2 separate regions of the Homo sapiens genome follow, and region 2 is linked to region 1. A link is a contact called in ENCODE Hi-C data. All regions are on one chromosome and are shown on one strand. Each heading gives the region's core, a stretch centred on a gene start or an enhancer-like site at or near the end of the contact. The rest is flanking DNA. Distances are from core to core; before and after follow the strand shown.

The links. Hi-C counts contacts between places; a loop is a spot of excess contacts on that map. Pooled maps may share reads with other maps.
Region 2: a loop to region 1 is called in a map of CD8-positive, alpha-beta T cell, with 15 times the contacts of the local background. The contact joins the promoter of DCAF6 here to the promoter of UAP1-DT in region 1. A Hi-C loop is called at or near these places in 2 of 168 maps with a recorded cell type or tissue (CD8-positive, alpha-beta T cell and naive thymus-derived CD4-positive, alpha-beta T cell) and 9 of 50 pooled maps.

The regions. Positions count from the first base shown.
Region 1 is chr1:162,559,172-162,564,058 of GRCh38, reverse strand. UAP1-DT (UAP1 divergent transcript) reads left to right here and starts at 2,706. Exons shown (of 3, transcript XR_426859.4): 1 at 2,706-2,821; 2 at 3,407-3,584. It overlaps UAP1 (UDP-N-acetylglucosamine pyrophosphorylase 1), which reads right to left and starts at 2,337. Exons shown (of 11, transcript NM_001324116.5): 1 at 2,282-2,337. RefSeq lists a silencer at 1,849-2,748.
Region 2 is chr1:167,932,803-167,938,004 of GRCh38, reverse strand. It overlaps DCAF6 (DDB1 and CUL4 associated factor 6), which reads right to left and starts at 1,322. Exons shown (of 22, transcript NM_001198956.2): 1 at 997-1,322. The coding sequence starts at 1,093. MPC2 (mitochondrial pyruvate carrier 2) reads left to right here and starts at 933. Exons shown (of 6, transcript NM_001143674.4): 1 at 933-1,066; 2 at 2,107-2,272. The coding sequence starts at 2,164. RefSeq lists silencers at 917-1,156, 1,187-1,256, 1,857-2,026 and enhancers at 1,437-1,746, 2,197-2,306.

The DNA.
Region 1 (4,887 bases), core at 1,457-3,956:
TATTTTCCAAGGAATGTAGTCTTTCCCAAGACCTTATTTATGCTGCTGCTTTGCCTCTGATTTAAGGGAGTACATTGTAGTAGGAAGATCAGCAAGGAACCAGATAACCAAAGAATAGGAAGTCCCTGTTCTTGGTCCTTCTCTATCATTTGATTCTATGCAATCATTTTACCTCCCTGTGCATAGATTTCCTCATGAATATAAGACAACCAACCTTTCTCACATGCCTTCAAGATAGTCAAGAGTAAAGAGTGCTCTGTCTGATAAAAGGCATACACAAACATATTACTATAACATTTTAAGATATAAACCAAACTTTTCCTAAAAGATCATTAGATACTCCTCCACCTTCAGACACTTGGGAAAATGAATCCATGCAAATAAGATACCTCATAGGGCCGGGCGCGGTGGCTCACGCCTGTAATTCCAGTACTTTGGGAGGCCGAGGCGGGCGGATCATGAGGTCAAGAGATGGAGACCATTCTGGCCAACATGGTGAAACCCCATCTCCACTAAAAATACAAAAATTAGCTGGGCATGGTGGCACGCGCCTGTAGTCCCAGCTACTCAGGAGGCTGAGGCAGGAGAATCGCCTGAACCGGGGAGGCGGAGGTTGTAGTAAGCCGACATCACGCCACTGAACTCCAGCCTGGCGACAGAGTGAGACTCTCCGTCTCAAAAAATAAAAATAAAAAAAAAAAGGGTACCTCATAGGTTAAACTTTGATATCTGGGCGTAAACCACTGGTAACATGTGTTCATCTACATGTTGTATAATGTTCATAATGTAACGACCATACTTGAGTTTTGGACAAGCACAATTCATCTATTATATTTATTTGAGGCAGATATAAGCACCTTCATGCCACAAAAATAGTAGCATGTTTCCCATTAACGATGTTTAGAGGCACGTGTAATGGTAAGCAGCAATTAACAGAAGAGTTAAAAGATATGGATTTTTATTTTGACAACCGAAATCTGAAAAAGTTGAAAATCTGCTCGAGAAATTATGACAAAACTTGGTACATGCCCACAGCCTAATCCATCTGCATCAAAATATATGAAAAATTTGGTAATAATCTACCATTATCAAATATATTTTTATTAGAATTTAAATACCAGTATTAAAGAAATCCAGTATTTCTCCCTCCTTTTCTGGCTTCCCCCACCCAGCCCCTATCTCTGCTGGTATACGTATGCCCTCGAAATGAATAAGTAAACCTCTTAAAGCTTTTGAAAAACAGTATCAGAGTTGAGACATAACCACCAACTGAATCCTATAAATGCTTGGCAGCACAGCCTATGAAGTCTTTCTTTGCTCCAGCTAAGTGAGCCAACTGACTAACCGTGAAGGAATAGACAACTGCCTTGAGTTTCCGGCGAACTCTTGGATCCACACCCAGTGAATTTCACCTAAAAGTCCTTAAACTTTTGCAATACCAAATGACACACACATATGATCATAATCCTATTACCTGATTTCAGATTTCATAAACCATGTAGAAGTAAGTGTAGCACAGCGACAGGCCAAAGTTCAAGCAGCCATATGTTCAGCATACGTGTGCTCAGCCCTCCAATACCATCCTTCTGCTTGGCCAAGAGAGGGGAAACCCAGAAATTTCAATTCTCTCTCACTACCAGTATCATGGCAAACCAAACCAAAAAAAAGAAAGAAAAAAGTGGCAAGCAAACAGGTTTTGTCCCACTGTCCTGTCCTCCAAATGTATCCCCTGTCTTTGTCAGACCTCTCAAATCTTTTCCTCATATATTCAAGACACACCAACTCGCTTCCACCTGACAGTGCCAACGATCTCCTGTCCCACTACAGGCCCCCACACTTGGTATAACTGTCCACAAGGCCCTAGCCTGAGAGCCTCGAGGTCTCTACTGCCCACCCGGGAGAGGCCCCACTCCCAACCCCACACGCCTACACGACCCCCTCGGACTCAGACACTGGCCCAGACCTCCTCCCACAACGCCCCCAGTCCATCTGGGGCGCGCTCATTCCATCCCTGGCCCCGCCATCCACCCGGCTGCCCAGCCCACACACCCTCTCGCGGGGTGGCGGAGGATGGGGTGCGACTGCGGGGCGCACGGGCTGGGGTGTGTGTCTGCGGGCGAGCGGGAGGCTCCTCGGCGTGTGCTCGGCTGCCCGCGCTGTGCACGTTCGTGCGACGCGTGTCCACGTCTGAGCGCGTGGCCGTGTGTGCGGTGGGGCCAGGCCCTCCGCCCGCCCGGGTCCCGAGCCCCGCCGTCTCCTCGCTGGGCTGGGAGCCCCTCACCTTTCTCGGCGCGACCGCAGCTACGACCGTCTCCAGCTCCTTCCGCGCGGCCACTCATCGGCGTCCCGCGCTCGCTCCGAATATATACCCTCATCCGGGGGGCCGCGGCGGCGGGGCGGGCCGGGAGCGGGGGCCAAGTGGAGCGCCAGCCCCGGCCACCCCGCCCCTCTCGCCACGACTAGTGGCTGCCGACGCCTGAAGGAGTGGAAGCCGACCGCCCAGACACGTCAGCGCCGGGAGCACAGACGACGACGCGGACGCGGAGGCGGCCGCGGCCCGGGGCGCCGGGGCGGGGCTAGGGATGGGGGCCGGGCATGAAAGGAGTAACCCACCGGGCCGGGGCGGGGCCTAGTGCGTCACTCATTCTCTGGCCCAATGGGAATAGTTCTGGAGCGCAGTCGGCTGGCGTCCCGGTCCCTCCTGCGCACTAACTGAGGGTGAAGGATGTCGGTTGGGTCTGCTAGGAGGGGCCAGGAGCCGGCCGGCAGAGAGCGGCTCGTGGGTCCCAGGACCCCTGACGTCCCTAGGTTGTACTGGGAGGTGCGAGCCCGAGGCTCTTAGTCGGCCCAGCGGCACGGGGCACAAGCGGGCCACAGAGATGGGCAGGGAGCTGTGTCCCCAGGGTGGCGGATTTCCGAGCCACCCACGCGGGTGGTTGGGAAAGGGCGGTGGATTTTCCTGCGGAGAAACTTTCAGGGCGGGCCTGGCGCGCTCTCTGACCTTGGGCTAGTTATTTTGTGTGCAGTTCACAAGATGCCTGGCCGGGCTCCAAACTCGCTCTCTGTTTGGTTGTGTTTTGGCTCCCAAGAAGGCGAAGCCAGGCCTTTTTTCTTTTGCACAAACAGACAGGAAAGGAGAGAGGAAATGCAAGCAAAGGTAGTAGGTAACCTAAGGTAGTATAAGCCCGGGGTCATCTTTGTGAGTTTGCAGACTTAACGTCGCTAGGCCTCAGTACTCTGCAGAAAGATGGTGGAGGACCTAGATGACCTCCCAGGCCATTCCAGGACCAGTGTTTACAGTCCTGTTACATAACCTAGTGTGGGTGTGCACACACAGGTTATTATATGTTCAGCACTGTGCCCTTGGAAGCTATGTTTACATTTAAAGTTGTGTTGCATTTTGCAGCTTTTGCAAGAAGTGGAATATGTTGAAATACGAAAATACCTAGATTTAACATACCACCTATCATAAAGAGATTCAGGCGCCTTTCTTCTACTTTCTTGGGTGCAAAGGCCTTTTCATTCCCTTTACCAATTGCATAATCACCCACTGCCTCAAGTAACAACAGAAAAACTTAAACTTGGTAAGTAATGCTGGTAGATTTACATTCAGGAGATTGAATACTCTCCATCTCTCATGATCCTAGAACTTCCTTCGTTTCTTTGAAAGAAGAATAGTGTAGTGATTGGTTTATAGTGTAGTGATTGGTTTCTTAATCATGGGATCTGAAGACAATTTCAGCTTTATTGCTTGTGATCTTTGGCAAGCTACTTGTGCTATCAGTTTTCTCATCTATAAAAAACAGACAATAAAGATGAAAATGCCATTTGGTGGTTGTATTAAACCAATCGATATAAATGAAGTATGTAAAACAGTAAACACTAAATAACCTTTAGTTATTATTTATTATTGAGCACTTATTAATTCAAACTAGGAGACCCAGATTCAAAATCAGTCTACGCTTACTAACTGTGTGACTTTGGGTAAGTCATTTAACCACTCCAAACTCCAATGTCCTTTTATGAAATGAAGCTAATACCTATTTCACATGGGTATAGTAAAAAATGAGAAAGAACCTAAGATAATGTCTGGAATATTATAGGCATTCTATAAGTCATAGATGAATGACTGAGTAAAGAGCAAAATTATTAGTTAGCAATCCTTTAAAGAAAAAAGATAGAACTGAGGTCCAGCTCAATGTTTTTAATGAACTACTATAAAATCACATTTGTACTTTTACCCTTTTTTGCTGAAGTTTCATTTGTTTGTTATTCTGGTTACTAGGCATAAGAGGGGCCATAATCTCATCTTGCCAGCTAAATGTCCAGAAATGTCTAACACTAGAGTTATTTCTGTCCTTCGAAATACTTTTTATATACATGGTCTTTTAAGAGCTGATTGAAGAAAACAAGGCAACGATGTTCACACTACCTATGATTTTTTGACATTACACCAAAGGTATCAGCTAATGAAGTTAGACAACAGAAATCCTAAGAGGCTTATAAATTAGAAAAAATATATAAGAATTAAAAAATTATTTTTTAAGAATTTTAAAAAGTCATAAAACTACTTCGACTTGCAAATGACAAGAGAGAATACCTGGAAAGCCCTTGAGAGTCAACAATAAGACTAACAAACCACAGAAAAATTTTGGTTAGTGTATTAGTCCGTTTTCACACTGCTATCAAGAGATACCCAAGACTGGGTAATTTATAAAGAAAAGAGGTTTAATTGACTCACAGTTCTGCATGGCTGCAGAGGCCTCAGGCAACTTACTATCCTGGTGGAAGGCACCTCTTCACAGGGCAGCAGGAGAGAGAATGAGTGCTGAGCAAAGGGGGAAGCCCCTTACAAAACCATCATATCTGCCAGGCGCGGTGGCTCAC
Region 2 (5,202 bases), core at 73-2,572, 5.4 Mb before region 1:
TTGTAATGAGATTTCATTTTCTTCTCTTTACTTGAAATCAAAAACAAATGAGAGCAACAAACACTTTTTAACTAGCAAGTGGCAAAACTGGAAAGAAAAAAATTTTATGATGTTGTTTGCCGTATCTCCAAATAGAAAGAAAGAGTAATGAAGAGTATACAGGAAGAAACAAAAAAGACCTTTACTAAGTACGTCCATTTTTAAGAAACCAAACTTTTTAGTTGACTCGGGCGTGACCTAGAATCCTCAAAAAAAAAATGTTATGCAAAACGAAAAAAGTGGAATACTGTTCCCCCAAGTACTGAAGGTTGTTTTTAGAAAGCTTAACTACGAAACTGTAAATGCCAAGTGTGTTTTCCAGGGGTGGGAAGAGGAACGTGAAACCCTACACCACCTTTAAGCGGTCAAAACGAACTGAAGAGCAGAGTGGAACTGGGAGAGCGCGCGGGGGTGGGGAGAGCTCAGCTATCACTTTTAGGTTTTGGCTCAGCGCCGCAAAAACAGTTTACACGGATTCTGTCTGGAGCGTGAAGTCCCTGAGGGTGGTCAACGCGTCGCAGCCGACACCTAAACCCTCTGGAGATTGAAGGAGAGGGTGGGCAACAACTTAGGTTCTTCGGCTGAGCGGGGAAAGCGCGCTGGAAAAGAGCAAAAGAGCTAACTTTTGCTCTAAACGCGGCAGCTCCTGGAGGTTCCGCAAGTCTCCCGAGTCCCAACCCATCAGCGACCCCAACACCTTTACAAGCCAGTACCTTCTGCCCACGGCCCGGCCCTCCGAGAAAAACCCAGCAAGGGCGGCGGCTGGCAGCATGCACAGGGGGCTTGACTGGGGGAGGCACCGGCACGGAATTCGGCAACCAAGGCCCCACCCAACACCCCAGAGTCTCCGGGCGCCCCCACCGAGACGCCGTCCCACCTCCAACAGACCCGGCAGCGTGCCCCCTCCCCCACTCTAGGCGGCGACCTCAGCGCCTCCGCCCCGGGGCCCCCGCTCACCCAGGTAGCGACTCCGCAGCCGGGACGGGTCCTCCAGCCCGAGGGACCTTTTCCTCACGTCCCACAACAGGTGTGGGTAGGAGCCACCCCGAGACATGGCTCTGCCTGAGCCGGGTGGGAGGGGAGACCACCGCGTGGGGGAGGGGAGGAGGGGGAGGGGACACCCGTTTCAACACCCGAGCCGCACCGGCACCATCCGCGCGCCGGGCCTCCAGGGCGCAGCGTTAGATGGCGGTGGCAGCAGCGGCGCCTGGGCCCCTGAAGCCCGGCCGCACCCGGGCCGGAGCTCGCCTCATACTCTCCTTCTTAGACTAACCAGAACATCCAAAGATCAGCAACAGTCTCCTCCCTCAGCCCCCCTCCAACAGGAGGAGGCGGAGGCGGAGGCGATGGCGACTCCTCCCTCTCCTCGTCCTGGATACCCTCCCCGCCAACCCTTTCTCGCGAGATGACGACCACCCTGGGGACTGAGGCTGGTGTGTGCTGCGGCTGCCCTCACCCTGGAAGAATGCATTCGGGCCACTCTAACCAGATCCTTAAGTCGCTAGGGATAAAAGACGAGTAGAGAGAGAAGCTACTCAATTCTGTAGTCTCTCGCTCACGAGTCTCCAGTGAAAAGAAGCAAGAGAATTGTGCGGCATCATCTTTAGGCACTGAAGGCCCAAAAACCCATTTTAACTACGGGCCTGCTTAATCAAAGTGAAAGGGCAGTAGAACCAGCGCAGCTTCACTTTCCCTTCTCCAACATGGCCTCGAGGGCATGGGGAGAAGGAGGAGGTTTCCGCTCGACCCCGCCCGCGCCTCGGGGCGGGCCAATCATGGCGGGCAGCTCGGCCTGCGCAAGCGCGCTGCCAGCAGGGCGCAGCGCAGACTTGGTGAGGTGATTATTTTGGCACCTGTTGCCATGGCTCCTCCCTCTCTCCTGCCGGGGGCCGGAGGCGGACCGGGGGCTGGCAGTCGGCAGCCTCCGCCCCCTCAACCTTCGCGGGGCGCGGGCCGCAGCTTTTCGGTTCACAGCGGGCAGGGAAAGCCGCGGGAAGGGTACTCCAGGCGAGAGGCGGACGCGAGTCGTCGTGGCAGGAAAAGTGACTAGCTCCCCTTCGTTGTCAGCCAGGGACGAGAACACAGCCACGCTCCCACCCGGCTGCCAACGATCCCTCGGCGGCGATGTCGGCCGCCGGTGCCCGAGGCCTGCGGGCCACCTACCACCGGCTCCTCGATAAAGTGGAGCTGATGCTGCCCGAGAAATTGAGGCCGTTGTACAACCATCCAGCAGGTAATGGACCCTGAATGGCTCCTTATCGAGACCTTCCTTCTCGCTTCCTCTAAAATGGACCTTTTAGAGGCCCTCTGACAACTGCCTCTAGAGGCATCCACAGCCCCAATCCCTTCCCTTCAAGTGAAGCCGTCTACTCTCCTAGCCTGTGCATTTCACCCTCTCTCCTGCAACATCTCTTCCTAAGCCAACGTATCTCAAGTCAGCTCCCTTCCCCACCTATGTGACATCCGCTCCCTTACGCACGACTCCAACCCAAACCTGATCTCCAGATTTGAGCCTTCTCAACTTCTGCGGCCACCAAACTGTCTGGGGCCACCATGAAACACTCATTCTCTTTCTCTTTTCGAATTGTGGCATATTAACCCACTCTAGGCAGAGCTGGATGGGTGGTTTGTCGCACTGTAGGGTTTGGAGTAAAGGTCACTTTCTTCAGCTGCTGCTGGCAGAGGCCTGCAGACTGAGCCCTCCCCCAAACTGCATGCTTTACTTCATCCAGGCTTGAGTCAGTGTCATTTCTCATCCCATAGGTCCAGTGTGTTTTTTTAAGTCTATCCTTATTTATGAAATTGTTGAACAAGCTCTACCCAGAGCTTTTTGTGTGGACAGACCTGGATATCATTCTCTTCTACCACTTATAGTTGTGACCTTGAGCAAAAGCCTAGATCTCTGTTTGTGTAATACGCGGTCTATGAGAATGACAGATAACATATGTGCTTGACTCTTTGTAAATGCTCAGTAAACGTTACATCTCTCTTTGCCTACTGGAAAACTGTGTTCTTGTGGTTGAAAAAAAAAACTGTAAGAAACTGAAAGATTCCAATCCCTTTATTAAAGATCTAGAATTCTGTTACCTCTTCTATAAAGTGAGTTGTAATAATACTTATTTGCTAGGGGCTAACATCAGATATATTCTGAGGTCTGTTTCAAGCCTAAGACTTGGCAAACTAGAAAATGTGTTGTAAATTGAAAGACTGAAGTGCTACCCGAAAAGTGGCTTTTATTCTCCTACATAGTTAAAATCTGTATTCTGTAGTTGGTATCATTAGGAAAGTTGTCTAGTTCCCCCATTATCTGATTATGAACCAGCTCTCTGGAGTCTGAACTGGTTACTAAATCTGATTTCCAGTTTGATAATGGAATGAATTGAACATCTGGATTATACTCTAACCCTTAATATTATTTACTGCAACATTGAACCCATTATAAAACTGATCATTAAGGACAGTTTGTTACTGATTTAAAAAGTTTTTGTTTATTTGCCTTTTAGTTCTTTTAACATTCAATTTTTTTGGAATTATGCTGTGTTTTGTGGCAAAGATTTTCGGGAAGGAGGGTTGAGCTATGCTTTTTGTAATAATCTGGGCTTTACAGAGTCAACTGAATGTGAAGTCAACCCTGACCTTCATAAGCTTTGTGTTTTAGCTGTAGGATAAGGGCATGACAGAGTAAGAGTAATTTTAAACTACTTAAAATAATACAAAATTGGAGGGTAGTCTTACCTTGATCCTTTCCAAGCCTTTAGTTTTTAGCCACCTGTAATTACTGCTTAAAATACTACTCAGCTTTCAGAATGAAGAGGGATTACCTTTCACTTGCAGGATGTGCATTTCACCTGAAAATCCTTGGATTCGTTCAGTTATTTTAACCCCCTTTTTCAGTGTAGTAAAAGGAGCTAGGCTTTGAAGGGAAATAGACCTACGTTTCAGTCTTGGCTGTGTGACCTTGACCCTAAATTCCTGCCTTAGTTATCTCATCTATAAAATGGGAGTAATTGTAATCATTTCAGGATTGTTGTGAAAATCAGATGATCTAATGTCTCTAAAACATGTAGCACAGCGTTTGCACTTAGACTCTCAATAACTGTCAGTTCTAAAATTTGAGCAACATACAGAGTAAGGATATCTATTACAGCAGAATTATTTATGATCGACAAGTTGGAGGCACACCAGTGTAGAAATGGAGGAGCTTGAAAAATACGTTGACTGATGAGTATTGAATAAAATCTAAGGAAACACTGATTATTGTCTTAAGAGTTTATCCAGAGTGAATATTCAAGGATTTTGCATACTATTTTGCCTAACAGTATTTGTTATTGAATTGTCATTGAAACATTTTTCTAGATTCACCTACAAGGAGTTTATTAAATGATATGAAATGCTACAATATTAACAGTTGGAAATCATACATTGCTGATTCTAGATTTTTGAGATTTAATTTTATCACTGACACTGTATGTCTCGACAGGTAACAAGAATGTGTTTTTAGCCAGGCACGGTGGCTCACACCTGTAATCCCAGCACTTTGGGAGGCTGAGGTGGGTGGATCACCTGAGGTCAGGAGTTTGAGACCAGCCTGACCAACATGATGAAACCCTATCTCTACTAAAATACAAAAATTAGCCGGGTGTAGTGGCGGGTGCCAGTAATCTCAGCTACTTGGGAGGCTGAGGCGGGAGAATCACTTGAAACCAGGAGGTGGAGGTTGCAGTTAGCCAAGATCGTGCCATTGCACTCCAGCCTGGCAACAGAGCGAGGTTCTGTCTCAAAAAAAAAAAAAAAAACTAATGTGTTTTTATGTATAGATACATATTTTAGTTACAGTATTGCATCTCTGACCTGTGAGCCAGAATTTTGAGGCTCTCATTATCCATTTGCCTATGTGTTTTTGCTGGCATGTCATGATCTGCCACTGTAGAGAAGGAATAGAGTTCTAGCCAAATGTGTGTCCTGGTCAAGTTCCTCAACTCACAAAAAAGGATGTCAGTCCCCGCATTATCCCCCACCTGACTATAAAAATATGTGACTCCACCCTAGCCAGTTGCATAGCTGTACTCCAGTGTTTGTCAAAGAAATAATCTTGAAGTTATGTTGCCCAGTGTTATTTTTTCTTTTCTTTTCTTTTCTTTTTTTTTTTTTTTTTTTGAGACA